Regions from separate parts of the Mus musculus genome. Here region 1 is linked to region 2. Evidence: chromatin contacts called from ENCODE POLR2A ChIA-PET data. All regions are on one chromosome and are shown on one strand. The core of a region is the stretch at or near the end of the contact, and the rest is flanking DNA. Distances in the headings are between cores, read along the strand shown.

What was found. ChIA-PET counts read pairs that join two places held with the same protein, here RNA polymerase II (POLR2A).
Region 1: POLR2A ChIA-PET joins it to region 2 with 15 read pairs in embryonic stem cell. The contact joins the promoter of Taok2 here to the promoter of Aldoa in region 2. POLR2A ChIA-PET finds 5 or more read pairs at or near these places in 3 of 5 experiments (Patski and embryonic stem cell).

Annotation. Positions count from the first base shown.
Region 1 is chr7:126,881,401-126,888,340 of GRCm38, reverse strand. It overlaps Taok2 (TAO kinase 2), which reads left to right and starts at 3,374. Exons shown (of 16, transcript NM_001163775.2): 1 at 3,374-4,435. It overlaps Tmem219 (transmembrane protein 219), which reads left to right. Exons shown (of 6, transcript NM_026827.1): 6 at 2,026-2,122.
Region 2 is chr7:126,797,093-126,804,262 of GRCm38, reverse strand. It overlaps Aldoa (aldolase A, fructose-bisphosphate), which reads left to right and starts at 5,009. Exons shown (of 9, transcript NM_007438.4): 1 at 5,009-5,218; 2 at 6,487-6,619; 3 at 6,715-6,926. The coding sequence starts at 6,508.

The DNA.
Region 1 (6,940 bases), core at 2,125-4,624, 86 kb before region 2:
TTTGGATCTCTGAGTTCGAGGCCAGCCTGGTCTGCAGAGCAAGTTCCAGGACAGTCAGGGCTACACAGACAAACCCTGCCTTGACAAAAGAAAAGAAAAAAAAAAAAAAAAAAAAAAAGGAAGAAGAAGAAGAAGAAGAAAACGAAAAGGAAAGATTGTTTTTCCCACATTCCTTGATAGCACCCTTGCTCTCCCTGTGAGCCATTCTCCTGCTTTATCCTGTTCAGTTATACAACTGATCATGGCAACTGTGTGATTAGTGACCGACAGGGTCAGAGTCAAGGAAGTCTATTGGAGGTGTGATTGATTATTGAAGCGAAAGCTCTCTCTAAGCATGGATATCGTTTGCTTTTATTTGTATTTTCATTTTTTAACTCCCTAAGGCCCCACTCTTCCATTTTTTTAAAGATTTACTTTTATTTATGTATATATGTGTGTGCCTGCAAGAGTTTATATGCATCATGTGTGCACAGGTGCCCAAGGAAGGCAGAAGAAGGTGGTAGATCCCTTAGCCCTTAGTGCTGGAGTTAGAGATGGTTTTCAGCTGCCAGATGTGGTTGCTGGAAATCAGTTCTGTTCAAGAGCAGTAAGTGCTTTTAACACAGAGCCACCTGGGCCTCCTTTTACTTTTTTTTGTTTGTTTGTTCTGAAACATGGTCTCATTTGTAGCCCCAGTGACCTGACGCACTGTGTAAACCAAGCTGACCTCAAAATCAGCGATCTACCTACCTCTGCCTCCCAAGTGCTGTGATTAAAGACTTGTACTAACACCACACAGGGCCTTATTTTTTAACTAGATATGCTTTCATACATATCTTCTGTGACTGATGTCTTCCAAGTAGTGTTCTGATTGTCAGACTCAGTGGAGCTGAACTTCACACGCCCACATGTCAGCAATGATGAATTAGGGAGCTCACATGTGATGATCTGCCCTAAATATGGAGTCTTCATTTTTTTTCCCTGAAACTTATTTAATATTTACTTACTCATTTTGAGACAGGATCTCATTGTGTAGTCCCGGCTGGCCTGAAGCTGGCTACGTAAGCCAGACTGGCTCCAAAGTTCCACTTGCTTCTGTTTCCTGAGTGCTGGGATTAAAGGCATGCACTACCACCCCTGGCAAAATTATTATTTTTTAAGTTTATTTATTTATTTGAGGAGGAGCCATGAATTTGTGTTTATGGAACAGCACATGTTTGGAAGTCATTCTCTCTTTCCATCCTGTGTATCCTGGGATTCAAACTCAAGTTGTCAGCCGAGTGACAGAGCCATCCGTTGGCCCTCCTGGAATTCTACTCAGACAGCTCCAGTGGATCTACTGAATGGGGATCCCTGGTACTGGTGTCTACTCTGCCAAAGCGCTTTATGCCTTCACTCAGTCACCAGGGCACATAGAAAACCGTTTTCTCTGCTAACTAGATCTTTGGAGGGAAAGAGCTTGGCAAATGTAGTAGATGAGGTCCTCATAGTACTAATACTACTAATTTACAACATCTCTCTTAGTGAATAAAAGCAATCCAGAACAGCTCTTCATCTTCTCTCTCTCTCTCTCTCTCTCTCTCTCTCTCTCTCTCTCACACACACACACACACACACACACACACACACACACACACACACACACGTTTGAGAGCTGCATGCTTTTCGTCCTGCTCCTAAGCCCTCCCCAGGTTCTGCTGGCCTCTGTGTGCTAGGACATCTCTGTGGGAGAAGCTGAAACAGCCTAGACTGTGGAATGAATCCAGCCCAGAGGAACTGGAAGCTCAGAGAACACTGCTAATTTTCCTTTGGGCCAGGCCTCACCACCCATCTTTTTACAATAGGAAACAGTGGAGCCTATTCACTCGGAAGTGGGAAAAGGCATCTAGCTTTTTGGCTGCTGGTTGATCCTAGAGTTCCAAGGCTACCCCAGTGGGATTGAGTGCCAGAACCTATCCCTAGATGTCGCTTCCTCTGATTTTTGAATCCTTGCAGAAATTCATCCAGGGGTTTTCTTACCTGTCCTGTTTTCTTCCTTTTCTCCAGGTACAGGTCAAGTTCTTGGGGCCCACTTCTGAGTTTAGAAGACCTATTACAAAAAGTGAAGAACTAGACTGTGGGAAAATAAATGGCTTTTGACTACTATTGTGTAAGGTACTTACTGGGGATTGGATTAAAGTAAATACTGGGGACTTTTCCTTGTTGACGTAAAAGAATTTTTTTGTTTTGTTTTTCGAGACAGTTTCTCTATGTATCCCTGGCTGTTCTGGAACTTACTTTGCAGACCAAGCTGGCCTAGAACTCAGAGATCCTCCTGCCTTTGCCTCCTAAGTGCTGGGATGAAAGGCACATGCCACCACTCCATGGGGGCTTTTCTTTCTTATTGGGTGTGCTCATGCCATGGCCCGTGCATGGGGGTCCCAGAGCAGTTGTGCTCTCTTCCTCAACCCTTGCATGGGTTCAGGGGATAGAACACAGGTTACCAGCCTTTTCTCAGCAAGCACATACTTAGTCATTTTGCTCCTGTCCAATTTTGTGGCACTGTGGGTTGAATGTAGAGCCTCGCCTACACTAGGCAGGCAAGCACTCTACCACTGAACAGGCTCCCCAGCCTTGTTTTGTCACGTCTCACTATAGAGCCCTAGCTGGCTTCAAATTCAGAGATCTGCCTGCCTCTACCTCTCAAGTTGCTGGGATGAAAAGCCTGGGCCCCCTGGCCTGGAACTCAAAATCTTTGGATGTCACCCTCTCTAGTTTCCTGATGATTAGCGTCTTGTTACCCTTGTTGACCTTAGTTTGAAATACAAGTTGGCATAGGTCACTTAAAACTGTGGCCGTGTTGGTGGATTTGCTTTGGAAAATATTTGTGGTTTTTTGTTCTTTGTTTGTTTGTGTGTCTGTTTGTTTTTTGTTTTTGATACTGGAACTCCATTAGGTTACATACCCTGCAGAACTGGTATCCTCCTGCCTCAGCCTCAGCTTGCTGAGTGCTGGAATTGTAAGCATTAATCTAGCACTATATACTCTTTAGACACACTGTGAACACAACTGTGCTACTTTGTCATTTGTTTTCTTCCATGAACTTAAATTGATGTTCTGTGTATGAAATGCTTAATGCGTTTTGGCAAGTTATACAATCCTACTGGACCTCAATTTTCCAGTAGGGATTTGACCCATTGGGTTTTCCGAACTTTGGCACATCGTTCTCGCACTTGGGAGCTCAGGTTTAGTTTAGATACTTGTGAACATAATAATGGTCCGGTTTCCCGCCTTTCCGGCGCCCAGCTGCCAGCAGCCTTGCTTTACTCCTTTCAGCCTTTACCCTGCACGCAGGCGCAGACCACAGCTTTCCTTCCTAGAGCACCCCCTCAGAGCTTCCCCTAGCAACAGGCTCAGTCGCAGCGCGAAAGCGTGGCGGGCGCATGCGCCACAGCTCTCTCCACCAGCAGTCCTTGGACCGCGCGCTTGGGCTCCACCCCAAGCAAGCCAAGCCTTTCTCCTCTCCTCTTCCCACCAAGGATCCGCGTGGCGGGGCGCGCGCGCACTTGGGCTCGAAGGCAGCTTGTCGTCTGGGCCGCGGCGGCTACTGGCGAGGGGCGGGGCTATTTCCTTTGGGGCCCCACCCCTTTGGCCCGGCGTGCATACCGCGCCTGCGCGCTCCCGCCCGGTCTCCATCTTGGAATTGGGAGGAAGAGAGAGAGGGAGAGAGAGGGAGGCCGGGACGAGAGCAGGGCTGTGGTGCGGTGAGAAGCTGAGACGAAAAGGAAAGGGAGTGAGGCACAGGGACCATCAGCAGCGCCTCCGCTACAGTCCTTCAGCTGTTCCGGAGAGAGAGGACGGGAAAGGGAGTAGGCCAGGGCTGGAGTAGGGGCTGTCACTCTCGGACCCCAGCCTTAGAGGGGCCGTGCAGCCGGGCGTCCTCGGGGTGGGCCCCTTGTCGTGGCCGAAGACCTGGGGCTCAGGCCCCTGGGTCCCAAATTTTGGGGCTTGGTCCCTTGTTTCTCAGATACCCAGGTATCAAACCCTCGTATATCAGATATCTGGGACCCAAAGTCCCAACCTTTACAAACCTGGGTCTCTGTTTTATAGAATTTAAAATACCTGGGATTCAGGACCCTGTGTGCACCAATATCCGGGGTTCATCCTCCAAGCGATCAGATATCGGACTCATTTTTAGCCCTTGCAAATATACGGGGCTCAGACCCCACAATCGGAAATCCGGGATTCAGCAACTGTCGCCCTCGAGTTGGGGGAGGACTGGACCGCGAGGTCAGATCAGGTTGTCACCCCCTCCCCTCCAGGGGAGGCTTCCCGGGCCCGCCCCTCAGGAAGGGCGAAAGCTGAGGAAGAGGTGGCGAGGGGGAAGGTCTCCTTGCCCCTCTCCCTGCTTGTCAGAGCAACTGGAGTACCCCAGGCGGAAGCGGAGGCGCTGGGGCACCATAGTGACCCCTACCAGGTGAGAGACATGGGTGTATGGGCATGAGCCCCTCTGGTCAGCTCCATGCCGAGAAGCTGGGGCTGGGTAGGCCCTCTCCTCAGGATAGGGATTCCTGTTGGGCCCATGGTCAGTCTCTGGCCAGCCCAGTCTGCTTCTGTTGCTACCTCTTCTCCCTTTCTCTTGCCTTCATTGTGTCTGGTTGAAGGGGTACTCTCAGGTGACAGGGCCTGTCTTGTCACCAAGGGTCACGCCCTAGGATGCTTAGCCAATCAAATGGCTTTCCACCTTTCTAGTCTTTATTAATTTTGCCCTCACAACCACCTCTTCATGATTTTATTATACTCTTTTTTTTTTTTTTTCCCCAAGACTGCTCTAGGGTGTTGATTCCCATGTAGGTGGACTGGCTTATTTATTTATTTAGATTGAGACAGCCTTTCTGTAGCCCTGGGTGGTCGATCTGGCCCTGGAGTCCAGTCTTTAACCTCTTTACAGTTTTGACTACAGGTGCAAGCCACCACACTGGGAACTTATATTTTTTTCTGGCTTGGTTTAGTTGGAGTTTTTGTCCTTGCAAAGGTGTGTGTGTGTGTGTGTGTGTGTGTGAGGGGGTAATATTTCCTCCAGCCCTGTCTCTTGCTGAGATGGTGTAAATAATCTCATATATTTGTCAAGTGACCTATCCTTTACAGAGCGCTTTTGCATACATTTTTTTCCATACTACATACTCCTACTCAACCTGTGGGAACTCTTATTATTGTCTTCCCATTTTACAGTTGAAAACATTGATGCTCAGCAAAGTTGTTCAAGGTCACTGAGTGACAGATTCAGGATTTTAACTCAAGTCTTGTCCCTGACTGGATACCCACTTCTTCTGAGCCTGGGCTTGATGAGGGACCCGCGGGGGAATGTATCAGGGTGAGGTTTAGAAATTGGGGGTGTAATGATCTTCCTCTCCAGAAGGAGCTTTTCCTGAGAGGAAGCTCTGCTTTGTGCTCTTCCTCATGGGTGTTTTTCTAACGTGACCTTCATTTTTACTCTGATCCCACACTTTGGCCCGTGTTCCAGAGATAGTTCTCTCTTCTAAAAAGTGATGGCTTTAGCCTTTTCTTAGCTGTTGAGTTAGAATGAGCCCCTCTCTGTGCCCCCTCGCTCCCAGGAGTAAAGCCTCTGGCAACTCTGGAATCAGAGAAGGAAAAGCCATTTGTTTGGTGTCTACAAAGTGCTCTGAGTATGAGTGAGATCTCCTGTAGCGGGATTTTGTAATCTCCTACCAAAGGACTGGTAAGCCACTTACCTGAAGCGCTTGCTGTAGGTTGCAGATGGGAGCACTGGTCAGTCAGTTTACCTGAAGCTCTTGCTGTAGGTTGCAGATGGGAGCACTGGTCAGTCAGTTTACCTGAAGCGCTTGCTGTAGGTTGCAGATGGGCGCACTGGTCAGTCAGTTTACCTGAAGCGCTTGCTGTAGGTTGCAGATGGGAGCACTGGTCAGTCAGTTTACCTGAAGCGCTTGCTGTAGGTTGCAGATGGGCGCACTGGTCAGTCAGTTTAGGGATTCTTTTGCAACGTGGGCTTTCGAAGGTGATTATGATTTAGCCCAGGCCACGGTGATTGCCCAAATGTTATTGTAAGGAAGGGGACCTGTACGATGTTTTTACAGTGGCTGCCACTCTTCATGGGGCCTGAGGTTCTGGGTTGGCAGTCTTAGGCTTGTTTCTGGTTAAGAAGTCATGAGGGTTCCCTTGGCAAGTTGTGATGCCCTGCCTTTTGTGTGGGTGTGTGGTGAGGGGTGGTTGCCACTATGCTCCAAGAGAAGAGGGCCTGCCTTGAGCAGACTAAGCAGCTGAGAGCAGCCAGTCCGTCAGTTGTGAGCCTTTCCCACCCTAAGGGCCTACAAAGAGTCTAGCTCCTTTTCCACCCGCCAGCTTCCAGTTGAGCTAAGGAGACAAAATTAACAGCATGGACAGGAAACAATGTGCCACAGAATATAATTATATGCTGAAATTGTTAGGTACTTTTAAGTAGCTAGAACTCTGCCTCAGGAGTCCAACTCTGCTGAGGGCTTTGTGTCCAAAATTCCCATTAGTCCTTTAAAAAGCCTATCCTAGAGTGTGCGTTCTGGTCCTGGTACCCTGTGGCAACTTTGCTTTGGAGTTTGTTTTTGAGTTTGCTTTGGAACGCCCACCCCTCAAGGGCTGGAATGATCTGGGAGGTTCTCCTAAAACAGGGAGGCTGGGCTTAGTTGCCTCCTAACAGAATTCTGTCCTGAACCTGAAAGGGAAAGGTCCTGTTCTGTGACCTTGGGAAAGGCCTTTTTCTTCTCTCTACCTCAGTAACTCTGGAAAATGGTGATCTTGATCAGACCTTGCTAGTTTCATATAATTGTTCTGGATGCCTGGTGGTAGCAAATCATTTGCCTTTTCAGAACCTGTTTTCGTGTCTGTAAGGGATGCATGTGACCATAGTGTTTATCCATGAGGTTGTGGAGCCCGCTGAGAGGTGATGCTTGCCGAGATGCTTAACACC
Region 2 (7,170 bases), core at 3,760-6,259:
GTCTCCGGTCTGTTGGCCCAGGGCTTCAGAACTGTGTGCATCTGATCCTGTCCAGTTTCTGCTGGATTCAGGAAGAAATGTAGAGTGACCAAGGGTAGGAAGTTTGTCTTTTCTCAAAGCACATTGAGGTGCCTTTGTTCTCCAGGTTCCTTACAGTAACAATGACAGCAGAAAGGTCACAGAGCTTGTCTGTTTGGCCAGTGTAGACACTGAGGCCCATAGAGGCTGGAGAGACTCTTGCCTGGGGTCAGATAGATATGCCAGCCAGACCACAAGCCCAGGGTTTTCCTCTGTGGGAGAGACCTGCTTGCTGAACTGCACTGTTAGGAGGATGGGCTTGCTTCCTTTTTTCCCCTACCTTCTGTGTACAGTAAGTACACAGAGACACAGAGCCTCTGTGTGAGGCTGTGCTGACCCTGGGGGCTCAGCAGTAATAAACCAGACAATACCCCTCTGATTCTAGAACTTATATTGTGGTGGAGGGCAGAGGTAAATAAGCAGACAATTACAGGAGTCCGATCCAACTAGTGATCAGAAGGAAGCCTTGCCTGTCACTGCCTCCAAGGCCAGTCCCCAGTCGGCCTGGGCTAGGACTGTAGCTTGTACTTTTTAATAAGCTCTTGTAATTCAGATGCACATTAGAATTAAGAACTGCAGCTGAAGCTGGGCATAGCTCATGCCTTTGATCCCAACACTCAGGAGGGAGAAGCAAATGCATTTCTGTGAGTTCAAGGGCAGCATGGTTTATATAGTGAGCGCCAGGCCAGCCAGGGATACACACTGAGGGGAGAGAAACAGACTGCAGAGGGAAACCAGAACTGTGATGTCCAATGGCTCCTGTCACTGCGCACCAAATCTGCCCCTGACACACTGATGAGTAAGCCCTGTCTGTGTCTGTCTCAGAGATGAGGAAACTGAAGCTCAAAACATGATTTTATCAGGCGGAATTCGCATGCAGGCATTTTTGACTCTAGGGCTTAAGCACTAACCAGCCAGTAAAAACGTCTGGTCCTCCCCTGGTCCAAAGATAAACCTCACTTAAGAGCCTATAGAAACACAAGGTTAGCCCGCTACAGAGTCCTTGTTTAATGTACTTAAACAGTGGAGTTCTTCCAGAAACCTTTGCTTGTGAAAGTCAAGAAATCCATTAGCCAGTTATTAATGGCTGGACTAAACCCTTCCGTGAATGGAGCCAAGAAATGCTTTTAATACCCTCTTTTCTGAGGTAAGGGCTGTGAAGTGTTCTGGCTAGTGGCTCTGTACACAGAGTGATGGTGTGGTCTTCTAGAAACCCACACACCCGACTTGATCTCCAGAGATGCCCCCAAACCACTCTTTCTCACACACAAGAAAAACACTTCTCTCTCCCTTCCACCATTATGCCTACAGCCTTCTCCCCCGTTGGTGGTAACTCGGCCCAGGTTAGACCCCTTTCCCTGGCTGGTCTCCCCCTCCCCCACTTGCTGACAGCTGATCTCACTGGCCATCTGACACCGTACCCCGAAACCTCAGCTGTTGGAAAGGTCATTTCCCTATTCCTGGCTTGGCCCTGGTCTCTGATTGAACTGTGCAACTGTGGCTGTCACTAGCTTTGCTCGTGGCCTTAAGGAGCCAGTGTCTGTCACACAGCCACGCCGGGTATGTCCACTCCAGGGCCTTGGCCTGCCTCCCATCCATGTCTGGGGCAGCTGTAGATCATTTCTGTCTCGGGTTAGAGGAGCCGTGGGCTACAGGGGTGAATGCTCCTATGTCTCAGGACATTATGTCCATGAGACAGACAGACAGACAGACAGACAGAAGAGGCCTTCTTCTGCCTTTGCCTAAGGAGAGTAAAGTGATATGCTTAGGTTAGTTCATGTGGTCACACTCTCTGTGTCTCAGGCACCTGCTGAGCATAAATCTCATACTAAACAGAGCACTAGGCCAATGATCCTTGCTTTTGAAGCCTTAGAATGAAGCCAGCATTCCTGGCCTTGGGAGGGCAGGCACGGGAGACTCCAAGGCCTGGGGAAAGCAACTCTAGTCCAAACCAGTTTCTCTTGCTGGTTGTAGTCTTTTGGGCAAACCACTGAGTTTCTATCTCATTATTTTGTGATGAGCCCCCCACGAGTGTGACCCCCATTCAAGGTGGCTCAGAAGCAGAGTGCTTGCCTTGTGTTTGTGACATCCCAAGTTCAATTCATCACTGAGGAAACCCCTCCCTTTAAGATTTATCTTATCTCTGAACGTTTTGCCCGATTGTATGACTCGTATGTATCTGAGGAAGTCAGAAGAAAATGTCAGATCCCCAGGATCTTGGGATCTGGAGTCGTGATGGCTGTGAGTCACTGTATATATGTGCTGGGAGCTGAACTCAGGTCCTCTGGAAGAACAGCCATTGCTCTTAACCACTGAGCCATGGTCCGGACACCTGGCTTAGACAGGGTCCCTTTCTGTCAGTGGTTCTCAACCTGTGGGTTATGGCCCTTTGTGGGGGTGGAGGTGGGTATTAACTTATACAGGGCTGACCTAAGGTTATAAAAACCCAGATATTTATGATTCATAACAGCAAAATTACAGGTGTAAAGTAGCAACAAAAATTCTTTTTTGGTTGGGAGTCACCACAACATGGGGAACTGTATTAAAAGGTAGCATTAGGAAGGTTGGGAACCACTGCTCTGCGTAGCCCTGGCTATCCTAGAACTCAAATAGTAGATCAGGCTGGTCCAAACTCACAGAGATCTATCTCTGCCAGCGTCAGCACTAGGAAGTGAGTAAATTCCATGATAGCCAGGCCATACAGTGAAACCCTGTCTCAAAACAGGACAAGAGGAACCCCAGTACTTAGTAGGTTGAAGTAAGGATTGTCATTTTTTTTGAGGCCAGCTTGGGTTTCATGGCTCTTGACTAGTCTGAGCTGTAGAGGGAGAGCCTGTCTCACGAGGAACGTTAGGAGGAGATATTATAGTTTGGTTTCATGCCAGCAAGAAAGTCCAAAGCCCAGAAATTATCTTCATGAGGATTGAAACATGTTTCTGGTCCTGACTTCCTCTAGGTTGCATAGGGCTTTGAGAGTATAGTATACCTACTATGTGCGCATACACACACGCGCGCGCGCGCGCACGCGCGCGCGCACACACACAGGACCCAGTGGGACAGATACTTTATCACTGCTGCTGTTCAGCATGGAGGGTGCTTCCTTTCCAGTGCTTTGTCTCTCCGTCCCACTGGGCTGGTGGGTGGGTGCTCCTCAGCCCCTCTGCTTACCCACCTCTCTCTTCTCCTTTAGGGTTGGGCCCCTCGATGCCCTGGCTGCTGCCCACTGTGTGACTGTGCCTGTGCCTGCCAGCTCCCAGACTGCCAGAGCCTCAACTGCCTCTGTTTCGAGATCAAGCTCAGATGAAAGATGGGGCTGGGGACGTTGTTCTTTGGGGAGTGGCCAGTCCCCAGGGCCCCCTCTATGATCCTCAGGACATCATTACTGGAGCTACTGCACTGGAGCTATGGATGGCAGGCCCAGCCTAATTACCTGGGAACCTTGAGTTCTCTGAAAGGCAGGATTCTGAGAGCCCTTGGACCGCTGAAAAGGGCCTGATGCTCTGGCCAGTGCCCCTGCCTTTCTTCCTCTCCCTTCCCTGATAAACTATTGTATGTGAGGGTGAGGATGCAGGACATTGCTCACCCAGGCAACAGTGTGGGAGGTTTCTGCCAACCTGGACTATCAGGATAAAGGGATGGCCAGCCACACCCTGCCTTTAGACTCCTGGTTATTTTAAGAGGTGAGTATCCTGCCTGCATCTGCTCTCCTTTGGAAAAAAAAAAAAAGTACAACCACCAGCAGGCACCAGAGTCAAGGGAGGAGGGAACCAGAGGAGGCAGTGGGAGGCAATATCTAGATGTTTTCCCTTCTTGTTCTGCCTTACAGATCCTGGACCTGAGACTGATTTCTTGACTAATTTCACTGTATTTCCAAGGAAGAGGTTCCTCTAAAGACCGGTGAGTGAGCAGTGGCACCTCCTCCTCTCAAGGCAAACCAAAGCTGCCTCTTCTTCACCCCCCACGCAGGGATGAATGTCAGGAGCCTCAGGTTTCCCTAAATATAGGTCCCGGCCGCGGGATTCGTGGTGGGGAAAGGGCAGGGGTTACCGAGAAGGTCTGGGACACTGGTGCGGGGGTGTGTAGGGGAGGGGTGGGGAGTAGGAGCTGCCTTAAAACCCAGCCCTGGACTGCCGGGCTCACTCTCTGCTGACCGGGCTCTGCGGCTTCTGTCACTGCGCCACAGGTGGGCCGCTATCCGGATTGCAGGATGGGAATGGGGGTTGCGGATTGGGACCTGAGGAAACTGAGTGCTCTGAGAGTTACAGGGTGACAAGAGAGCTCCGAGACGGATTTTTTTATTTTGGAGAAGGAAATCAGGTTCGGGAAAGACCTGTCTGGCTTGGGCCAGTCCTTGTCGGTCATTTCCTCAAACTGGGTGTGTTTAGCTCGCGGGTGGTGCCTCCCGCCAATCTGCTAGGCAACGCCAGGCCTGGATACGCCACTCAGTTCCGATGTGGCCGGCACACTAGTTCTGGGAGGTTTTGCCTGCGTACCATGTCAGCTGCGCCGTGCTCTGGCCAGGGAGAGATGGAACGCGCCCTGCATTTTAGTCAAGCGACGAAGCAGGCAGGCAGGGAGGCTCCGAAGCTCTGCGTTCTTAGCAGTGACGTCAGGCTGCAACTACACAGCCGGAAGCCAGGGGTCTTGGAGGAGAGGCCAGCCACCATCTCACTCTGACCCCCTCCCTACTCTTCGCCAACCCACATTCCGGCTGAGTCACGATGTTCGCGCGCGCGCCAGGCAGGGGTTGGGGGGGGGGGTGTTGGGGGGGGGGGCCTGGTGACCTGCGGGATGTGGCTCGAGTCACGTCCTAGCGGGGCGGAGGAGGGATCGTGTTCTAGCCGCTTGTCTCCTCCCCAGTGCCGCCTCCTATCGGAGCATCTTGGGGCGGTGCTGCGCACAGTGCCCACCTTCAATTGGACGGTTCCCGTCCCTGCAAGGGAAAAAACCTGCAGAGGGCGGAGCGGCGCCTTTAAATGTCCGGGGCCCCGCCTCCCGTCCCCCCCAACCCAGCTGAATAGGCTGCGTTCTCTTGGAACGCGCAGCAGAACGAGGTTCTGGTGACCCTAGCCGCGTTCGCTCCTTAGTCCTTTCGCCTACCCACCGGCGTACCAGGCAGACCCACCCCGTCCTGTGCCAGGTGAGCGCCATTTGACACGTGCTCGGGGAAGGGTCTATGGGGTTAGGATCTTGGGCCGGTGGCGGGCAGTGCAGAGCCGTCTTCCCCACGGCCCCTCACTTCTCCTTTTTCTACCCCCACGCTTGCCCCCAGCCCGGGTTCTCCGGCCTGCGCCCTGGCGGTTCGCTGCGCCACGCAGCAACTCAGCGCGCTGAGTCATGCCGGGGGAGGAAGCAAGATGAGGTGGAAAAACAGACCCCTCTTTATTTTTGCAAAAACTCTCCGCTATGCAAAGCATCAGGGTCCCATTTCCTATTCAAGAGATCTCAAGAAGCGATGGGGAGACGGGGGCGATCGGCTCTTACACCGTCTCAGGATTTACGCGATGGGGTGGAGGAAATTGGTTTCCTTTCGGGGGAGCCCCAGGAGAGAAGGCTAAACTCCTCAGCTGCAGTACTCTGTTGCCCATTAACACTTTACTATCTTTCCTTATCTGTGACCTTGATTCTGAGTCTGGAACCGCTGTAGCGTAGAAGTGCACGTGCCTCGTACATCCTTTCCCTCCCCTTCTAACAGTATGGAGGCAAAGGTTTCGTTCTACCTGGGCTCCATAGCCCCTTTTCTGTGCTTCTGATGGCCCTGTGTTTTTCCTAATAATTAATCCTTTTCCTCGAGCTCCTCCCCCGCAACCATCACGAAGAGAGAAGCCTGACCTTGGGGTGTCCTTGAAGCCTGGGCCGGCCCTGGGTGGATTAGAAGGGGCCCCCCCACCTCAGTCGGGAAATCTTGGTTCTCTCTTAACTCTCGCCTTTGGGTTGCTATGTGGCTTTGAGCACAGATCATTTCTTTCTTGGGCTCTTTCAGATGAGGGTATTAGGCTCTCTGCCCTATTCGTGATCCTTAAATTCTAAAATATTCCCGGTTCAATTTTGTTTCTAGGCAAGGTGACCCATGGCAACGCGCAGGCCAGATGGGTCCAGCTTCAACATGACCCGCCTGTCCCTGGCTCTGGCTTTTTCCTTTCCCCCAGTTGCCAGTGAGCAACCCCACTCTGAGCTGGGCAACACCCAGCAACAGACAGAGTTAGGAAAGGTACAGGAAGAGGCAGGTCTAGTATAGGGAAGTCGGGAGTAGGGGAGAGCTCTGGGACAGGAAGTATCCCAGGACCCTCAGGGAGTGGGGCAGGGGAGGTGGGGGCTAGTGCCCTGGCCTCCAGGGAAGCTTTGTTACCGGGGAGACCATGGGATGGTCCAACTAAGCGCTGGTCTCTGTCTGCCTCCCTCACCCAGGAAAGCACTGCCACCGGCACCATGCCCCACCCATACCCAGCACTGACCCCGGAGCAGAAGAAGGAGCTGTCTGACATCGCTCACCGCATTGTGGCTCCGGGCAAGGGCATCCTGGCTGCAGATGAGTCCACCGGTGCGGTACAGGCAGAAGAAAGGGGGAGGAGGGACCCAAGGTTGGAGCTAGCAGGCTGATCCCCTTATCTCCCCACATGACCCTCCTCCCTTCAGGAAGCATTGCCAAGCGCCTGCAGTCCATTGGCACCGAGAACACCGAGGAGAACAGGCGCTTCTACCGCCAGCTGCTGCTGACTGCAGACGACCGTGTGAATCCCTGCATTGGGGGGGTGATCCTCTTCCACGAGACACTGTACCAGAAGGCAGATGATGGACGTCCCTTCCCCCAAGTTATCAAGTCCAAGGGTGGTGTTGTGGGCATTAAGGTAAGAGGGCAGACTCTGGGGGGGGGGTAAGATTAGAGGTGGATCTGGAGAAAGGGATTAATAGGTAGGGAGGGGGTGAATATTGGGCTAGCAGGCCTAGAGACTCAGGTGTGGATGTATTCAGCATAATTTTTTGTCAGTGTTTGGGGTGAACTTAGGTCCTTGTGCATGTTAGGCAAGCGCTCTGTTGCCAACTTAATGGTTTCCCTGTGATACAAGAAGGTGATTTCATGGTGAAGAAGTG